Regions from separate parts of the Homo sapiens genome. Here region 1 is linked to region 2. A link is a loop called in an ENCODE intact Hi-C map of the cell type or tissue named here. Cell type or tissue: psoas muscle. All regions are shown on one strand. Each heading gives the region's core, and the rest is flanking DNA. Links, peaks and the distances in the headings are about the cores only.

What was found. Hi-C counts contacts between places; a loop is a spot of excess contacts. Peaks named below come from ENCODE experiments on the same cell type or tissue, not always from the same donor. Only the 100,000 strongest peaks of a DNase experiment are listed, where the experiment ranks them.
Region 1: it touches region 2 in a loop (2.2-fold over the local background); 56 of 110 quality-filtered maps call a loop at or near these places.

What each region holds. Positions count from the first base shown.
Region 1 is chr12:109,597,369-109,607,510 of GRCh38, reverse strand. MVK (mevalonate kinase) reads right to left here. Exons shown (of 11, transcript NM_000431.4): 11 at 9,386-10,142. Among named protein-coding and RNA genes, the nearest start is that of MVK, 29 kb to the right of the region's middle. RefSeq lists an enhancer at 8,294-8,983. In psoas muscle, for the core only: no CTCF peak of the experiment used is centred there; no DNase peak of the experiment used is centred there.
Region 2 is chr12:109,715,716-109,725,857 of GRCh38, reverse strand. All of the region lies in intron 1 of FAM222A (family with sequence similarity 222 member A), which reads right to left. Among named protein-coding and RNA genes, the nearest start is that of FAM222A, 7.0 kb to the right of the region's middle. In psoas muscle, for the core only: a CTCF peak has its summit at 6,365 (motif pointing left); DNase peaks (open chromatin) are centred at 4,356, 5,163 and 5,427; H3K27ac peaks cover 2,873 bases.

The sequences.
Region 1 (10,142 bases), core at 2,847-7,846, 120 kb after region 2:
ATGCTCCCATCTAGCCAGGGCTCCCTGTGTGAGCACCGGGAGGGACTCCATGTTCATTTTTCTCTCCTGCACCTGAGTGTGGGCTTCTGGAAGGCAGGCTGGATCAGCATGGCCCACCACTACCTCCTCTGTGACTCAGCACAGCACCCAGTGCAGAATCGTCACCCCGTCCCATGCGCTGAGTGAACATGCACAGTGAATACGCAGGCCCTGTGTTCAGTGCCCTGCCCCTGCCTCCTCGCTTTATCCCCACAACCACCTGATGAGCCGGTTCCTCGTCTCCATTTTTCACATAAAGAAACTGAGGCTGAGAGGCAATGTTGCTCACCCAAGGTCACACAGCCAGCAAGTGGCAGAGCTGAGATTCGAACCCAGTTCTATCTGGGCTCTTCTGCTCCATTGCCCAGGCCCTCAGGCCCCTGGATCAGGAAGTGGTGGGGTTGGGATGGAGGGGGAGCACAGAGCAGGGCCCCCAGCCCCCTGCTTCCAAAGGAAGCAGGTCCGAGAGGGAAGGTATGGCCAGCCAGCTCCATAAATAACCCGGGTCCCAGGGCCCTGCCAGCAGTTTGGCAGCCGGAGAGAGAGTGTGTGTGTAATACAAACAGCACTAATCCCCTGTCAGTTAAACTGGATATCAGAGGAGACAAGCTTCCGAGCGGGGCGGCCTAATTGAATCGAATTGAAAAGGCGGAATGGGCGGCCGGGCAGCCAAGGAGGGCTGCCGGGGAGCAGAGCGGGCGGCTCGGCGCAGCTGTCTGGGCCTCTCCGCTGCCCTGGGCCGGGCGGCATTCCAGCCCCCACCACAGGGAGCCAGGCTTAGGGAGCAGGAATCACAAGAATGGGGGGGTGCACCCCCAGCGAGGGTGCTCCGCCCCCTCCGGCCTCCCCTTTATCTGCTGGCTCTGCCGTTTTCTCTCCATTGCTGACCCTTTTTCTGCTCCCTCTGTTATCTCAAATAATGTCACTGCCTCTTTAGAATCTAGTCATCAGAGCAGAAAGAAGTCCGTGCTGACACTGATAAAAAAAAATACCATCTGTGCCTCCCGGGGATGAGCTCACAACCCAGCCGCCGGTGCCCCTGCCGCCCCGCCACCCGCAGGCCTGCTGCTTCGTGGGGCACTGAGGGGTAATCAGATTCCAGGGGGGGCCCCACCCCTGGGGGTGACCCCCATGCCCCAGCTCACTCCCCAGAGCCAGAGGGGCCCGGCTTCTGAAGGTCTCAACCCTGGGGTGGTTTCCATTTTGCACCCGGGCTTGACATAATCATTTGTTATTGTTTAAAATTTGGTTTTATTACTGAACGGTATTTAAAAATCAAATTTTATCCACAACTCCAGATTTCTGAATTCTTTTTAAAAATTAAATAGAAAGGTTTGGATGGTGGGTTCACCACCCTGCAGGGCAACAGCTGGCTGGAGCTGGGGCCAGGGGCCTGCCGCGTCCTCCCCAAGCCTGGCTTGTGGCTGCCTGCCTGGTCCCTGGAGGCTTGTGAGTTTGAGACCCCTGAGCAGGGAGAGGTTATCAGAGTGATGCTGAGATGCAGGCGGGGAACAAGACCAGGCCACGGCCCCCGGGGGCTTCTCATGGGTCTGGGAATAACATCTCAGATATGAAAAGGAGACCGAGATCCAGAAAGGGGAAGCCACTCACCTAAGTCACACAGCATTTAGAAATGCTGGCTCCCTGCACAGTGCTCTCCTCAACCACACAAGGCAGGTGGGGAGGTGGGGAGTCCCGATCCTGGCCTCGCCACACACCTTCACCCTACTCCTCATCAAAGCCGTGACTCTTGCATCCACGTGCCCTCAGCCCTCCGTGGAGCCAACTCTGGTCAAAACTGACTACTGGCATCAGCAGAGGTACTAGCATCTCCCAGGGCCAGTGAGGACACGTTAGCAGCTCTCTTGCTCTTTTTCCTGACCTTGGGATGCCCCATCTTGACCCAGCACCCTCAGCCATTCAGAGCCTGGGTTTGAGTCCCAGCTCTGCCACAACCATACTGCGTGACCCATCTCTGTGCCTCAGTTTCCTCATCTGCAGAGTGTAGGTCCTTGTAGCTCTATCGGGGAATGATCTTGATGGACCAACGTCCATCAAGTGGTGGATGTGTCTCTTTGAGGCAGATGGTAGGAGATGGTAACGTGGGGCGAGTGAGAGCCGCTCTGATGCCTGCCAAGGACAAGGCCAGCTGTGTGCACAAAACATCCCTTGCCCAGTGAAGTCAAAGGGGAAATGGAGCAGATGTGGCTGTCTTGACAACAGAAGGCAGGTGCTCGGTTCGAGGGGAGTCTCTTCCTCCAAGGTTGTGTCCTCCAACTTCCAGACCTGTGATCATCACTGGCTCACATTGTGGTCTCAGGCAGCCCAGCCAGATCCAACTAGTTGCTTAAGTCCCTCAGGGCTGAAAGGGGTGGCTCTTCCCTCTAATCTCCCTCTGGGGACAGGACATGTCAGCAAAACCTAGCCTTGCCTAGTGATGAAAGGGGAGGAGGCCCCAGGCTTTAGAGTCAGTCCTACTGGATTCAAATCCTGGCTTGGCCACTTCTGAGCTGTCGCGTCGCCTCTCTGAGCCTCAGTTTCCCCCTCTCTGATAATAACAATAGTTCCTATCCCCCGGGTGCTGAGTCTAAGTACTAGGTGCCAGGCTACGTTTTATTTATTTATTTATTTATTTATTTAAGATGAAGTCTCGCTCTTTCGCCCAGGCTGGAGTGCAATGGCGCGATCTCAGCTCACTGCAGCCTTGACCTCCGGGCTCAAGCAGTCCTCCCACTTCAGCTTTCCAGGTAGCTGGGACTACAGGCATGTGCCACCATGTCCGGCTAATTTTTTTGTATTTTTGGTAGAGACGGGGTTTTGCCATGTTGTCCAGGCTGGTCTCCAACTCCTGGGCTCAAGGGATCTGCACGCCTCGACCTCCCAAAGTGCTAGGATTACAGCATGAGCCACTGCGCCCAGCCTGAGCTATGTTTTAGATGTGCATTATTTCCTAGTATTTCTACTTTACTGATGAGGCACCTGAGGCTCAGAGAAATAATGTGACCTGCCTAAGGCCCCAGAGCTGGAAGTAGTCAGGCCACAGATCAAAGGCCAGATCTGTCTGAGCCCAGAGTCCACAAAATACTGATTGCTAGGAGGATTAAATGAGAGCATCGGAGCTTCTGGCAGAGTAAACAGACACCATTATTTCAATGGATGGGGACAATGAGGCCCAGAGAGGGCAAGAGACCTGCCGGAAGTCACCCAGCAAGCCACCTTGTCCTCTTTCATTTGGTTTTCTCCTTGCCTTCCCCTCTCCACATCCTGCTCACCTCCCTTCTCCCACAAATGCTCACCTCCACATCTGGGGCCAAGACAGCCAGGGTGACACAGGAGAGCACTGTGCTTGGAATCTAGAGACCTGTCTCAGGGCCGAGCTTCTGCACCTGATGACTGCATGACTTGGAGCAGAGACTTCCTCTCTGGGCCTCAGTTTCCTGCTATGTAAAATGGGGTTCACCACACTTTCCTCCTGGGCTCGCCATGAGTATGGGCGGAGGAAGTGACACGAAAGCCTCCGGAACCACGGCCAGCATGCCGAAGCGGGGCAGGAGCAGCTCTGGTCAGTCACCTCACTTCCCTGGGGCCTGGCCCAGTTCCTGGCATATAGAACGTGTGCATTTAACATTTGCTGAATGGATAGTGCTCATGAAGAAGGGGCTGGATCCTGCCTGCAGTGGCTGTGGAGTCTGGCAGCTTCTTTCTTTGGGCAGGGAGGATGCCCATGTGCCTAGGACAGCTTCGGTGCCCCTTCAACATCCAAGGGGGCCACCGTGGCCTCAGCCAGTGCATTACCCAAATGCCTCAAAATGGATATTTTCCTGATCAGATTTAAAATATGTATAACAGCTTGGGTGCAGTGGCTCACGCCTGTAATCCCAACACTTTGGGAGGCCGAGGTGGGAGGATCGCTTGAGCCCAGGACAACATGCCAGCCTGGGCAACATAGAGACCCTGTCTCTACAAAAAAATAAAACACATAGCCAGGCATGGTGGCATGAGCCTGTGGTTCTAGCTACTCAGGAAGCTGAGATGGGAGAATTGCTTGAGCCCAGGAGTTCAAGGCTACAATGAGCTGTGATCACGCCACTGCACTCCAGTCTGGGTGACAGAGGGAGACCCTTTCTCTAAAAAAAAAAAAAAAAAAAGAGAGAGAGATTAAAAAACAAACGAAAAACCACGTATAACAGACCCTGTTAATCTGAGTGAGGGAGCATGGAGGTTTGGGCTCAGATGCCTGTAAAAGAGGCTCAGTTGGCATTCCGTCTCTTACCCTCTCTGTGCAAGTAAGTGGCTCCCTGCTCTGTGAGCCTGAGTGTGGTGAGAATCAATGCGCTCAGGCCTCCCCCATGCCCTCCCTAGGTCTGGAGGGAGGCAGGGGCTGGTCTGGGAGGAGAAGGAGCCCCCTCCCTCTCCCTCGGGCTGTGGCCCCCTCATTGCTTCCCTGGTTTTTGGGAGGAAACAGAAACCCCAAGAGAGTCCGGCAGCTATGTCATGGACCTGTCACTTGGCCACTTTTCTGCAGCCTCGTTTGTCACATTACAAGGTTTATGGTGGAAAAAAAATAAGACAGAAGACTCTGGTTTGACTTAATAGCTTGAGCCAGTGTACCTGGGACCCGGGGCCCCTTGCCCTCACGCTGCACCAGGCAGAATGGCGTCTCACCCCCCACTGGCCAGTACAGAGCCCTTTCACCCTGAGCGACAAAGAAGGGCCCTGGTCAGACCCTGCGGTGCAGGAGGTCTCGTCCAGCTAGACTGACAGGGTTCAAACCTGAGCACACTCCCTCGGGTGAGCCACTGAGCCTGTCTGAGAGCATCTGTCTGCTTCTCTGCAAAATGGGGAAATAATTCAGGCCCACAACCCAAGACACTCTGAAACCCAGGGCCTTGGCATCAAAATTCATTTGTCAGCAAATGCAGCAGGCTGGGCATGGTGGCTCATGCCTGTAATCCCAGCACCTTGGGAGGCTGAGGTGGGAGGATTGCTTGAGCCCAGGAACTGGAAACCAGCCTGGGCAACATAGCAAAACCCCATCTCTACAAAAAGTAGAAAAAGAAGCAGGGGGTGGTGGCGCATGCCTGTAGTCTCAGCTATTCAGGAGGCTGAGGTGGGAGAATTGCTTGAGCTTGGGAGGTCGAGGCTGCAGTGAGCTGTGATCTTGCCACTGCAGTACAGCCTGGGCAACAGAGCAAGACCCTGTCTCAAAAAAAAAAAAAAAAAAAAAAGGCCAGTGCCACATAGGCTCACATATTATTTATGGCCTTCACTCGACTTAGTGGGACTCTTCGTACCTTTCATATAGAGTCAGGGGTTGGTGGTGCTGCCCCAGATGCCACGTGGAATGAAACATGGGCCGGGAGGGGGTCTCCCTAAAACCTGCAAAATCCTCCATTCCACATCACATCTGGCCCCAGGATTTTGGACAAAGAATTGTGGTTCTGTTGTACCTGGTCTGCAGGGTTGCTGTGGGAAGTAAGTGGAATGATGCCTGAGGGGTTTAGCACCCTGCCTGGGATGTTACATTTGAGGAAACTGAGGCCGAGTTGGGGGTACAGAGGAGTCCCGGCTGGAAGTCACGCAGCCAGCAGGTGCAGAAGCTGGGCCTGAAGACGGATCTCTGGATTGCAAGTGCTTTTCCTGTGACAACCCTGCCGCATGGAGAAAACCAAATGGCAAGGAAGAGGACAAGGTGGCTCACTGTGTGACCTTAGGCAATCTCTTGCCCTCTCTGAGTCTTGGTCTCCGCATTCACAGCAAACGAGGTGATGGACTGTGTGATCTCCAAGGGTCCTCCTGACCCTGACACTTTTGGATTCAAGCAACTGAAGCATTCATTGGGAGACCATTGCCCTTGTCTGTTTCAGTTTTGAGGACATGAGGTGTGAGGTGTGAGGTTCGGCCCAGTGCCAGGTTTTCCTTGGATATGGGGAGGTGGGGGCTCCGGGCACAGTGCTGTGAGACCACACATCATGTTCTTTGGCAGGTTGCTCCCTTTGCCTGTTTGTTGTGTAGGTTGGGGGTCTGAGGTGTTCACAGCCAGGGCCAAGCGGGCAGCAGGGGTGAGCTGGGCCAGCACCGCTGGGGCAGATGTGACAACTCAGTTCTGTCAATTAGGTATGGTGGGGAGAGGGAGCTCGGAGAGGTCACCAGTCACCTCCCCGGGGAGAGTCTAGACACGGGCTAAGAGCAGGGCCCTGAAGTTACACAGAACTGCGTGCAAATCCCACTCTGCCACGTGACCCTGGGCAAGTCACTTCCCTACTCTGGGCCTCAGTTTACTCACCAACAGAATGGGGATAAGCACGGTAATTAGCTCAATGGACTGAAATGATTCACAGGGATAAAGCACACAAAGCACTTAGCACCATGCTGAGCACATCGTAGGTGCTCAGTAAAGGGTTCAAGACCTCCCAAAGCCATGTGGAGGGGCTGGATTCTGAATGACCAGTGTAGAAGACACAGCATTCTGCAGGATGATCCGCTGGGTCTCTTAAGCAAGTCATATCATGGAGAAAAATAGGTATGAGTGTGTGTGTGTGTGTGTGTGTGTGTAGGGCTGCTGTGCTAGATTAAAAGAGAAGCCAGGGCTGTAACAGCCAGGTATGTGGTATTAGACAGGGTGCCGGACACCTGGCCCAACTGGAGGAAATGTGACTATAGCCTGGGCATTAGAGATGAAACATATTGACAGAGAAAGGTGACTGGAAACCAAAAAGGTAGGTAACAAAACAGCATGTACAGTATGATCTCACTTTATCGAACAGCATGAACACACACACACACACACACACACACAGAGGGAAAGGTGGCAGCTGTTCACAGGGGTAATCTCTGTATGGTAAAAACACAGTGCTTTGATGTGATTTTTGCTAATCTGTATTTTCTTTCTACAGTGTATTTACACTGTTTCTGTAATAGTAAAAATATTATAATTTGAGAACTAAAGAGCTCAGACTAGGAACCAGAGCTCCTGGCCTCAAATCCAGCTCTCTGCCCCTTCCTAGAAGACAGTAGGTGCTAAGAGACAGCCAAAGAACTTGTCCAAAATTAGCTGGAAACCAGGAAGGGCTGGGGAAGGAAGCACCTGCGAGGTGCGGGCCCCTGAGCCAGGTGTCTTCCAAAGGGCGCTAGCTGAGGAAACAAGGAGGAAAACAGCCGTGGAGGAGAAAGGAGCTGGCTGGGCCAAGCACAAGCGAAGGGCAGGGCCGGCCCCCCACCACGCTTGCTGACCTGGAGCCAGCCAGCCAACGCGACTGGCTGCCAGCAGGCCACAGAAACCTTGGTGAGGAAAGACTCCTCACCAGGCCAAGTGTGGTGGCTCATGCCTGTAATCCCAGCACTTTGGGAGGCCGAGGTGGGCAGATCATTTGAGGTCAGGAGTTCGAGACCAGCCTGGCCAACGTGGCGGAAACCCTGTCTCTACTAAAAATACAAAAATTACCCAGGCGTGGTGGCACACACCTGTAATCCCAGCTACTTGGGAGGCTGAGGCGGGAGAATCACTTGAACCTGGGAAGCAGAGGTTGCAGAGAGCCAAGATGGCGCCACTGCACTCCAGCCTGGGCAACAGAGTGAGACTGTCTAAAAATAAATAAAAGGACTCCTCACTGACAGAGACGACATCAGTGCAACCATAGCAGCTACTCTGTCTGGAAAGAACCACAGTATTTCCTGCCTGCCTCCCAAAGTGAGACCCTTGCCAGAACCAGGGAAATTCTCTGAGAACTTCAGGCTGCAGACCCTGGGAGCGGCTCCAGCTTATGACCTGAAAGGCACTGCTGTTCCCCTCGCAAAGAAGGTGTCAGTGCTATGTGACCGCCTCTTTGCAGAGGAAGCAGGGAGGTGGGAAAGCCGGTGGGCCTTAGGTGTGTTTCTCCAACAGCGACCCAAGGGGTCTCAACCTAGGGGCTTTGGACCATCTGGGCAGGGCGCCTTGAGCCAGCTCTGTGCACCATTCTGAAGTTTTGGGGCTCTGGAAGACACCCTTATCTCTCAGCATAAGACAGTTATAATAATGAGTATTTATTGAGCACTTACCGTGTGCCACGCACTGTGTCAAGGGCCTTCTGTATATTTTCTCATTGATCCCCACGAAACCTCCATAAGGTGGGTATTAGTGAATCCCACTTTCCCGATGAGGAAGCTGTGGCCTCCAGAGGTAAGCTGTCTTGCCCAAGGTCACATGGCCAGGGGGTGGGCAGGGCTGAAGTGCTCAACCACCACAATGGCGTGCAGAGATGACCCTGGGGTCATCCAGTTCGGTATCTTCAGCCCTGGCTGCATTTTCTTATTTTTTAAAAATATTTTTGAGACGGGGTCTCACTCTGTCATCCAGGCTGGAGTGCAGTGGCACCATCATAGCTCACTGCAGCCTCCAACTCCTGGGCTCAGGCGATCCTCCTGCCTCAGCGTCCTGAGTAGCTGGGACTACAGGTGTGCAGCACCATGTGGTGCTTGGTCACACGTTAGAATCACCTGGGAGCTTTTAAAAGATGTCTTTTTAAAAAGATACCGCTGAGACAGATTAACTCAGAATATCTGGGGTGGAGTCAGGAATTCGTGGGTCCTTAGGTGGTTCCGAGGTGCAGCTCTGAGAGCGAGAACCACTGCAATAGGCAATGAGAAGGGGTGACAGCCGCAAGTGCCAACTGTCTACAAGGTAGCCAGGAGTGTGACACCAGGCCCATATGGTGGCCGCAGGGGTGGCTGGGTTGAAAGGTTGCTCTGGCCAAAGCGCACCGGCAGCTGCTTCACTGGAGCAAGAGTGTTGAGCTGGCCCCTGCCCCAGGAGTGACATCCTGTCCCCAGGGAATGAGAGAGAGAGGGCCTCAAGGAGCAGACGGGCTCTGGGGGTCTCAGCCTCTGTCCCCTGCACCCATCTCACAGCTGCCGCGGACATCTATGGAAGCCTGGGGAGGCTCCCAGGCCCACCTCCTAAAGGCTGGAGGCTGGCTGTCAGCCAGCGCCATCACTGAGGGCACAGCAGCCTCTGGCCTGGTTGTTCATTAAAATCGCGTGGGGAGGAAAACATGCAGGTCCGAGCCCCACCCCGGTCAAATACATCCGAATCCAGAAAAACGAGCCTGAGCACAGAAAGCTAAAAAATCGCAGTGAGCCTGCACACAGAGCCGCACCCAGCAGACACACGTAGGGGCTAAGAGCAGGCTCTGGAGTCCATTTGAATCCGGCCTCAGATGCTGATGAGCTGTGTGGACTTGCACCAGTTACTCGATCTCTCTGACCTTTGGTTTCCTGGTCTGTAAAGCGGGGATGAGACTAGCAATGACACTGAGGTCGGGGCAGAGATGAGAAGGGGCGATGCGTAAACACGCCTAGTCCACAGTGAGCGTTCAGTATTAATTAGTATTACTGCTTTATGCGTTGTGTTTTGAAGGGAAGGGGCAGGGAACAGCCATCAGTGATCTGGGGCCATTTCTACAAGTTAAGCTGGGGTAGGCGTCCTCCCTTCACTCTCACGTTCCCAGCAGTGATCCCAGGCCGGGCCCAAGGCTGGCGTGGGGGTGGAGCTCGGCTCCTGCTCCTCTCACCCTGCAGGAAGACAACAGCAGGGAAGGCCGCCAGCTGCCCCCTAGTGGCCAAGGGCAGACGCGCACTGAATCGCTTTCACCTCATCCTGAAATCCCTGCGCCGGCCCCCACCTTTCCACTCGGCCTCTTTGCAGGTCCGTGGGTCCCAGAGGTTCTGGCTGGCAAGGCACCAACTACAAGGGTTTCCTGATGGCTAATGGCATTTCGGAAAGCACCAAGCTGACTGCAATATAAAGTTCAAATAGGGCCGGTGGGGGGCGGGGGTGGGGAGTGCCAGGCACCCGGGCCAGAACATTTGAGTCTGTTTTCTCCATCCAGCCAGTTCATTTCAGAAAGGAAGGCGCGCCCCAGGAGCGATGGCAGGTTCTGCTTTCCTGTCTTACACAGGTCTGTGCTCTCGTGGGTGCTTGTGATTCTGGAGCTAGGAAGCTCAACTTCTCCCTCCGCAGCAGCAGCCTAGAGTTGTGCTGATGGACTGAGAGCCGTGTCCCAGTCCCTCTCCAGCAAGGGCCATCTGGGAAAAGCCACCTCATCCCCAAGACGCACAACAAA
Region 2 (10,142 bases), core at 3,327-8,326:
GTATGAAAATGTGCAACATGGAGCAGCACCAGCTGACAAATGAGACGAAACAGACAGGATTCCGGGCCGGCTTTTTTCCGGGCCTGATTGGCATTAATTGTGAGCGTTTACAAAGCACAACTTGGCGCCTGACATTTGCTTCAAGCAAACGTTTCCTTCTAATAGTTTTAATGATTACAATGGGAGCTGGTAATCACTACAGGCCGGGAATGGGCTGCCTGGTGCCTGGCCTGGTCTCACCTGGGTCCCAGGAAATGGGGATGTTTCCTGCGTCCCACTTTCCCCTGCTACCTGCTGCAAGAGGGCTGTGCAAGGTGCCTAGCCTTGGACACTGGAACCCCCGCTCGGGGCCCGGCTGCTGGCACACACAGTTGGTAAGGCGCATAGGGAACCCACAGGGTGCAGACCTAGGGGAGGGAGGGGGAGGGAGAGGGAGAAGAGAGAAGAGCAAGCAGGACTTGGCTGGCCTGGCTCTGAGGCTGGAGTACCTCGGTGACCTCGGGTGAGTACCTTTGCCTCTCTGAGCCTCAGTTTACTCATCTGTGAGAAGGACCATAGCACTCACTGCGCAAGGTCTGGTGAGGATTCAGGGAGGGCCTAGCACAGCACACAGTATATCTGTAAAATGGGGGTAGGAAGTGCCCCACAAATGCTGGCTGCTATTTTCTTGCTGTGTAACCTTGGCCAAGCTCCTTCCCAGCTCTGGGCTGGACTCTCCTCACCTGAGGGGCAGGGACTTGGCCAGCTGGAGTTGCTCAGCCCAGGGTTCCAGTCCCAGCTCTGGCCTCTTTTCAGCTATATGGCCTTGGGAGAGTCCCTCAATCTCTCTGAGCCTCAGTTTCCCCCACCTGTAGAATGGAGTTCATCATTCCCATAGATTGCACGGTGGTTTCCGGATGCCAACAAGAAAGGGACTAAAAATCCTGAATTCCTGGCAAGCCAAGTGCCTGTGTCCCATTTCCTCTCCGGAAAGCCCTCCAAATACCTCCCTCATGCATTCCTTCACTCACTCGTTCATTCATTCATTCAACATTGGGTGTTCCAATTAGAAACTTGGGAAGACATTAGTGTACAAAGCAAAGGACCCTCACCCCCACCTCACAAGGGAAGAGAGATGACAAGCAGAGAAGCACTTTACGTCCAGCACTCCCATTTTACAGAGGAAGAAACTGAGGCACAGAGAGGGAGGACCGACAGTTTGAAGTGACCCAGCTAGGATGGGGTGGCATGAGAATCGAACCCTGGCAGGTTGCTTCAGGTGAGTCCTCTCAGAAGCTCACGCAGGCCCCGGGGGAAGCCTCATCTGAGGGCCCGAGGAGGGTGGGCTGCTGGCGCCCAATGTCCTTTACATCTTGGGTGGCATTCATCGGCAGAGCCAGGCTGGGCACCAGGGCAAGAGGCACCACTGGGAAGAAGGGAGTCTGTGAGGCCTGGTCAGCCCCAGCCTCCTGGAGTTGCATTTCTTGGGTAGGAAGGGGACAGAAGGCGCCTCGTCCTTGGGGCCCCGTGACACGGCTCTTTCACATGTTTCCATGAACACTGTGCAATGCCCACTCCACACCAAGCCCTGTCTCACAGGCCATGCATAGTGTCAGCCAGGTAGCTGGAAAAGGCCAGGACCTGGTACTTGAACCATGGCATGGCACGTGCCAAGGCCCAGAGCTGTGAGAGATCTCAGTGGGTTCAGGAGCTGCCAGCAGTTTGCTGAGGCTGTCACAGCCTCTCTGCAGTCAGATCTCAACTTCTGGGTGGGTCCCCTGGAATTCTCTCATCTCTGCCCTATCTGGCCTTGCCAGGACCACCCTGCAGGAAGCCCCCGGGGATGGGTCCCAGCTCTGTGCTTGCTTCCAGCTAGAAAAACCTTGGCAATTGTTTCTTTTGTAGTTTGTGGGGTGGGGAGAAAAAAAAAGGGGATTTTTTTTTCTCTTTTGCATATGGTGGCACAGATGGGCCCATGATCCGTAAAAACTGTTTGCAATTAAACTCCCACTTTGCATGGCTGGATTTGTCAGTTGTCTGAACCGGGAGTGGGGAGCTCCACACTGACAGGAAGATGGGACGTGGGACAGGGCGGGACAAGATTCAGGAGGAGGGGCGGAGGCCCAGGAACCTGCTCTGGGCTTGGGGCCCAGGCCGATGCGATGCGGCATCACAGCAGCCCTGCCAGCTCCCTCTCCGGGCATCCCCCAGCCTTCGCCAGGAGTGGGAGCACAGCCAGGCAGCTGGGGTGGGGCTTGGCAGGGCTTCCCTGCCCAGTAGGGACTTGGCCAGTGCTGGGTGCCCTGACTGCGGGTCTAATGATGGAGAGAAAGGAGCTAATCACCAGTCTGGCCCTGCCAGGGACTGGGCCCGGGACCCAGGACAGGAGAAGGGTGGCTGGGTGGGGCGAACCATAATGGGGGTTGGGTGGGCAAAGTGCAATGGCAGGTTCAAGACTGAGGTGCCAGAACCTCCGGCCTAGTTGGCAGAAAGAATCTACAGTGGTGCCAAGAAGGGCTGCCAAGGGCCAAAACTGGCTCCTTCCTCATCCCCAGGGAAACTGGCCTGGCCTCCTTATGTCCCTTTGAACGCAGGTAGGGAAATCAAGGCAAATACTAAGAATATCTCAAGGGCCTGCGCTTCTGCTGCCCACATTTGGGAACCTTTTCAGAGGGCTTCCAGAATAGAGGCTAGTGGCCTGCACCCCTCCCATCCACCCCGGGCTCAAAATGCCAGCTTGCCACCCCTGCTGCTACCCTGGGATGCTTGCATGTTTGGGTTAACAAATGCATCATTTGGCTTTGGGAAATCCTGAGATCGCTAATAATTGTTCCCTGATGAAAAGAAATAAGGCCCTGATACCCCCTCCCCCCCCCACCCGCTCCCTCCAAGCTGGGAAAGAAAAGTCATAAAAATAGCTTGTTATCTCACCTATTGAGGCTCCGACTGGATGTTACTGCTAATTGGGTATAACATCCTTGTCTTGTTCTCTCAGAAGCTAAATCAAGAAAGCGCCACTGCTGTGAACTAATTATATCTCCGGCCTGCAGCCTGCAGCTTGTCTCTCCCTTTATTGAGTTAAAAAATGGTCACGAACCTTCATCTTTCATCCCCCCAAGCGCTGGGCCCACACTGCCCGCCAGGTGTGGCTCGAAAGGTGCAGACAGCCCAGCAGGAAGGTCTAGGAGGGGTCCTGGGGACAGGCAGCAGGGTAGGGGAGTGGTGAAGGGGAAGCCCTGTCCCAGGTACCTGCCTGGCCCCTTCTCCTGCCCGTCACTGCCAGGCCTGGTGTTCAACTTTGCCTGGAGAGGAGGACTCTGGTCTCTCCCCTCCTTGCAGCTGGGCCCCTGGGGAGGTCAGGAGCATTTTAGTCCGGGGAGTCTTCATTCATTTATTCATTCAATCAATACTTCTTGGATGTCTACCTACTGTGCACTAGGCACTGTTCTAGGCCAAAGCTTCTAGTAGACTGAAGGTAGCCCCCCAAGCAACCTCACCCAGGATTCACAGAGCTGTTGAATAAGTACTCTTAGACGGGACCTCACTGTTACTCTGCTGAAAGAGCTGCCAGAGCTCCCTACTATGGGAAAGCAAAGTCCAAACATCCAGGCCAGCCCTGGCTCCTTCCACAGTCCTCTCTCTCCACATTCTAGCCACATCTGGTTACACACTGCTCCCTTAGTAAACACTCTCACCTGCCTGCCTCTGAGCTGCCTCTCATGCTGTTCCCTCCACCCGGACGTTCACCCTTCCTGGCTCTGCCCGTCAGAAGCCCACCAGCCTTTAAAGCCTCCAAAAAAATGACATCTTTTCTGGGAGGGCTCCCCTGTCTGCCTGCCACCTACAGCCCTGTCCCAGGCTGTGAACTTTCAGACTTGGGTCTGAATGCCAGCTCGGCCACCCAACAAGTGCGTGACCCTACTCTGCTTAGCTGAGCCAAGCCTCAGTTCCCTCATCTCTAAAATGGGTTAAGAATTCTCCCTGGAGGTGCAGGGAGGCTTGCTGCAGGTGTTCTGCAGAATGATGAACGAGAGAGTGCCCAGGAAGGACCTAGCTCTCAGGAAGAACTAAATACATGCTGTTATCATCATCCAGACTGTCAGTGCTCGGAATCTGCATGGATGAACACAAGTGGGAGTTAGAAGAGGGTAACAGACCCTCCCACCTAAAAGGCTTTTGTGGCTTAAGAACAACCTGGATACACAGAGATCCCCTAGAATCCCTCGCTGTCCCCCCTGGTCCTCTGAGCCACATGGAGACGGGCCAGAGGCACCCTGAGCTCATTGAGGCCAGGCAGGCAACTGGTTTCAGCTCACAGGCCCTGCTGATTGATTGGCGCTGCCTGCCCAGAGCCCTGGAAGGAACCCAAGGTCAGGGGAAGAACTCAGCAGGGAAAGAGGGCAGCAATTGATTGGCAATGTCTGCCAAGGGCACAGCGGCATAAGGCAAGCCAGGCCTGCCACAGATTTGCCATCCTTGACATTTATGAAGGACGCGGCTGAGTCTGGGTTGGGAGGGGTGGGGGAAGGTGACCTGCTGAAGGTCGTGAAGCTCATAAAGGAGACAGCTGGCCCAGAACAGCGTCCCCTCGGCCCCTGCCCGAGGATCCTACCATGCCCAGTACCCTTACAGGCAGTGAAGAGGCAAAAGCTTGTGTGGATAATGAAGGGGGTTCTGTGGGCCTGCCATGTGGCCCAGGGCTGCTGCTTCACATCATCAGGCTAAGTTTCTTCATTCACATGACAGGGATAAAAACACCCTTCAGAGAGGGATATGAGGATTAAATGAGAGAACAAAATGCCAAAGTAGGAAACTCAGTCTGGCACACAGCAGATACCAGTGTCCTGTGATTCTCATAATAGGCAAAAGTATTCAATTACAAGTGCCACCTCCTCCAGGGAGCCCTCCCTGGCTACTCCAGCCAGAAGTAATTGTTTCCACCTCTGATTTCCTTTGAGAGACTGGTGGTGGCCCAGGGCAGGGCCCACGTCTGGCTTGTTCACTGCTGTGCCCCCCTGCCCCTGGCACAGTGCCCACATACTGTGAATTCCTCCATTGTGGCAATTAACCCACATGCACTTGTTGGGTGGCTGAGGGGGTGCACTCGAGGCCTCTCCCTCGGTAGGTACACACCACCTTTCAAGGCAACTGGGGCTTGTTCATCTTCATGTCCCCAGCATCTGGCAGGGAGCCTGGCCTGGAGCAGGGAAGCTCTCTGAATGAACGGATGGATAAAGAGCAAAAATAGCAGTTCCTGTTTACTGCCCATTGGCTATCGGTTACTGCCAAACCTCACAGCTGCCCTCTAAGGTGGTCCCTTGGCCCATCACAGATGAAGAGACGGAGATCTGCAGATGCCGAGGGGCAGGGCCAAGCCCTGCATTCAGGCCTGGGGATTTCATGCCAGGAGGCCCTGCCACCTCTGCCTCCCCCAGTGCCAAGCTCAGGCCTGGACTCTGTGAGGCAGCTGCCCGTGCCCTGGCAGCGAATCCTGGAGCAGACAGCTGGTGGCTGGACCTCCCTCCTCCTCCAAGGGAGGCCCCCCTCCCCACAGACTCTGGGTCATTAAGTTCTGCGTCATTAAGTCCCCATCCCCGGGAGCCTGTTCACAGCTAGTCTCGGCCTCACCCCCTGACCTCCCAGGCCTTTGTCCCCTGTGCCCTCTGCACAATAGCAGGGGCCCCCAGGGCCCCAAACAGCTGCTGCGGCTGGGATGCTGGCTTGCTGTGGGGCCAGGACTGGCCCAGGCCTGTATTCAAGCCCAGCCCACCCAGCTCTGAGGGGCTCAGCTAAGCCCCCTGCAAGCACTATGCACATGCAAGCTCACCCCACCCACAAGCCCATGAGAAAGCTGTTGAGACTCTCCTGAACAAGAGGAAACTGAGGCACAGAGGGGTAAAATAATTTCTCTGAGGACACAGCCAGTGAGAGTGCAGGTGCTCTCTCTCACCGGGTTTCAGCCCAGGTCTGCGACTCCCAAGCTCTCTGTTGGCCTCTAAGGCACTGGGATCTTAGCTGGCCCCTGCCTCTCAGATGCTTTCACTGGCTTCCCTCTTCCTCAGGGCCTCACAGCACCCTTAGCTCAGCACCCGATGCCCCCTGCACACCCTCCTAATCTCCCTTTCACCTCCACCATCTTATAAGCTCCCCCTGCCCTTCCTGGTCATGCTCCCGGGTCTCCAAACTCCCTCTGCCAGAGACACCCCCATTTACTCCATGCTGGGGAGAGCCACTCAGTCCTCAGGGCACAGAGCACAGCCCGCTTTGTCAGGAAGCCCTCCAGGACCAGCTGCAGGTTTTCCCTCCTCCAGCCCTGCTCCAGCCCTGTCTAGAATTCCAGTTAACTGCAGACTCATCTTACTCCCTCTAGAGGCTGTGGGCCATCTGATTTCTTATCACTTGACCACTGGGACACGGGCGACAGGGTGTCCTTGCTCAGTCTTTACCTAAAGCCTGGTTTTACCGAATGGAACCACGAGTGGGTGGGAAGAGGAGTGGGAAGCTGGAACCCCGCCTCTGCCTTCCCATCTCTGGCTGCCAATGAACCTCATACTTCTGCCACTCCCTGGCTGTGTGACCTCGGGCAGCAAAGTATAATACCTTCTCTGGGCCCCTGCTTCTCAGCAAAATGGGGGTGGTACCAGCATGTGCATTTCTTAGGGTTATGACGTAAACTCTGGAAGGTACTAGTCTGGTGACCTGTATCCAGGCATGATTACATGATTCCTGACTGTGACCACTGGAGTGGTCAGGGCATGAATTTGGGGTCAGAGAGACCCAGATGGTGGCTGCACATTGGCTGTGTGGTCTGGGCAGGTCGCCCCTTCCCCAGGGTCTCCGTTTCCCCATCTCTGAAGTGGCACTAACTCTGCCCACAGGGATGCAAGCCCCCCATCACAGAGACCCCATCTTTTGTTTGATGCATGCAGTAGGTACTCAGATATTTCTCAACTAAGCAATCAGGGGTCCAGGTGGAAGGAATCCATCCCTCTTCCCAGCCTCCACCCTTTCCAGAATCTCCCTCCCTACACCCAGCCCGTGCAGACTAAAATAGTCATTAGGCAGATTTCAAAAGATGTCAGTAGCTTATAATTATAGTCGACATCCTTCTGAGATAAAAGTGATTACCTTGGATGCAAATCACTTAGCAACCAATCAGGGCGGCGGGCGGCGCCCGCGGAGGTGACCGGCCGGCACCGCAGCCCTCCTCCCGCGGCCCGCAACGCACAGGCAGAGAAAGCGCCCAATAGCTCTTGACACGCAAATGGGTTAACACAATAAAGCGGCTCCGGCCGCTGCTGGGAGAGAGCAGCAATTCCCGGCCCGCGGGAGGTAATAAAGCGGCCCTTTTGTGCGCGCCTCCTCGTTCTCACCCCCGCCCCGAGCCCAGAGGAATCGCCGCCTGATTGAATTACGGTTCATGAATATGAGCTGCTTCGCTGCCTTCCTCCGGTTTGTGAGGGATGGGAAGGCAGAGGGGGCTGGAGGGAGGTTGGGGAGGGACCCCCGGCCAAGTCCCAGCCCCCGCAGAAGCTCAGAAAAGAGCCACCGGTGCTCACCATGTGGGTGGGTGGGTGGGGGCCTCAGTGGACAGAGAAGCCCCTGGCAGAGATAGCTGGTAGAGTTCGGGCCTCTCCCTGCAAATGGGGTCTTCAACCTTTGGCTCCAAGGGACTGAGTCATTCAAGGCTCCGTTCTGAGGAGGAGGTAACAGTAGCCATGACAACATGCGTTTGAGTGCTTACTGTATACTGTGTGCTGTGCTAGGCCCTCCCTGAATCCTCACCAGACCCTGCACAGTGAGTGCTATGGTCCTTCTCACAGATGAGTAAACTGGGGCTCAGAGAGGCAAAGGTACTCACCCGAGGTCACACAGCCTGCAAGCGGCGGGCTGAGAGTACGATCCAGGCCCAACCCACGCCAGAGCCTGGCACCTAATCAGGAGCCACTGCCCATCACCAGGGCGCCTCAAGTTTCTCATCAAGGGGGTTCAGCAGTCCAGCCCAGTCCCAGTTTAGTCCAGAGCAGCCCTAAGGCTCAGAAGGGACAGGGGATGGACGAGCTTACAGGAATTAGATAAGTGAGAAGGATTAGTGGGGGTGGGGCCAACCTTAAGAGAGGAGACTGCCCCCAGAACCGAGGTGGCCACTTCCACGCTTACGGGAAGAGATGTCCAGGGTTACTGTCCTTGTCAAAGGAGATCAATGGATCCTCTGCCCTGCTTAAACCTTCCCTATCCACCTAAGGCTCCAGGACACAGCCACTCACGGCTGCCCCTTTCCCCATCAGGCACGAGGGCCCACACACATCACTGGCTGCTCCAGGGCCACTCCGGCCACCCAGAACAGTCTTCTCACTCCTGTCTGGCACATTCCTATTTGTCCTCTTCATGACTCATGTGCCACCTCTCCTCTAGGGCTTTTTGACCCTCAGGCTGGGTCAGGAACCTCATCTACTAGTTTGCCCTTGCTCCATCTACATCCCAAGAAGGTCCCTGGGGCGGCCAGGGGCAGCTTCACCGCCTCCCTCCAAGCAAGCCCAGAAGGGCAGGTGACAAGGAGCGAGTTTCAAGCTACACCTTCTTTCCCCTAGTGCTGGAGAAAGGAGTCCTGGGGGTGAGGGGACCAGACAGACCACAAGGCCGGGCGGAAGTTGTTAATCTACTCAACGCTGACCTGTAGGTCATAGGAAGAGAGGATTCAAATCTGCCTTTTGGTGTGGACAAAGCATCTTGGTGGGGCCAGACTCCCCCTCCATGGCTGATAGCCTCTGATGCCTGCAGGGACCCCTGTCCAATAAGTAGGAGTGTCCCCCAAACCCCATGGGAGGAGGTGGTAAGACACAAGGACTCTGGAGCCAGGAGGGCAATTCAGGACCGAACCTCTGCAGCTGCCTGGCTGATCACCTGTAGCCCATCACTTCCTCTGTTTAAGCCTCAGTTTCATTAGCTATAAAATGGGCCACAGCGTATGAGCCACTCCAAGGAGTAACTGAGATCATGTAAAACGCCTGGCATATAGGGAGATGCTGAGAAAGCTGGCACTCCCTCCTGCTCATCGTCTGGCACGCTGAGTGCCAAGCCCAGGGAGATGAGGGAAGGGAACAGAAGGAATTGCCCAATTCTGACAGCCTTTCCCTCTGCCTTGGCTGTGGAAGTGTAAATACTCGGCAGAGGGCCTCCAACTGCCTGTGTTTGTGAATCTCTGGCGCGCACTCCGAGTTTGTTTCTAAACTGGGAAGCTTCGAGAGGCAGCGCAAACAGCCCTTCTGCCCACCTCTCCCGGCTCTCCCCCAATCTGCTGTTGCTCCTCTGTCCTTGGAAGCTTGTGTGTTTAACGACACCATTTCAGCTGGAAATACCATCTCCCTGCCAAGCCCCCAAAAGCAGCTCCACCGATATTTATTGACCTGTTAATCTAGCTAGAGAGCTTGGTAGAAGAGCAGGGAAAATGCTCGCTGCATAGACTGGGGCCTGGCTTCTCCTAATGACCCGAACACACACTTTCTCTGCTCTTACCCCGCCCCACGCTGCTGAGGCAATGACAGTTTTCGAACCTTTTCCTAGAAATGTGATCACAGCAGTTTCACCAGCACCCGACACTGGCAATAATTGCTGGAAGGGACCTAGACGAATCCCAGAGCCAGCAGCAGGATGCTTGCTGGGGGTTCTCTGGGCCTTTGCAGGGAAGCGTGCCAGTACTGGGGTGTGTGTTGGTTGGGGGTGCCCTGACAGAGACACAGTTTATTCAGACCTTGGCACTGATGGGCCTCACTTGCCCGCCATTCACTTAAGCAGCCTCACAATATGCTCGTTGAAATCCTCTTAAACACCAGAAGGAGCAGGGGGCAATCAGGAGTTCCAGGTTGGCCAAGGCCCCTGACCTTGGGGTAGAACAGCATGGGGAGCCCCTGGACTAGGGGTGCAGCAGGCAGCAGCTCCTCTGCACCTTCCTTGGCTGGGGGAGGGGCACCCACATTTTCCCCAGCAGAAGTAGCCTATTGGAGGGCCGGAGGCCCACATCTCTCTGGGGACCCTGGGAACTTCAGCCTGCCAGCTGGGTACATGGTGGGGTTCAGGGAGGTCTCTTCTATAGCATCTCTTTTCAAAACAGAAAGTTGCTCTGTCTGGGAGGCCTGAGCCCCGAGGCACAGGCCAGGCTACAT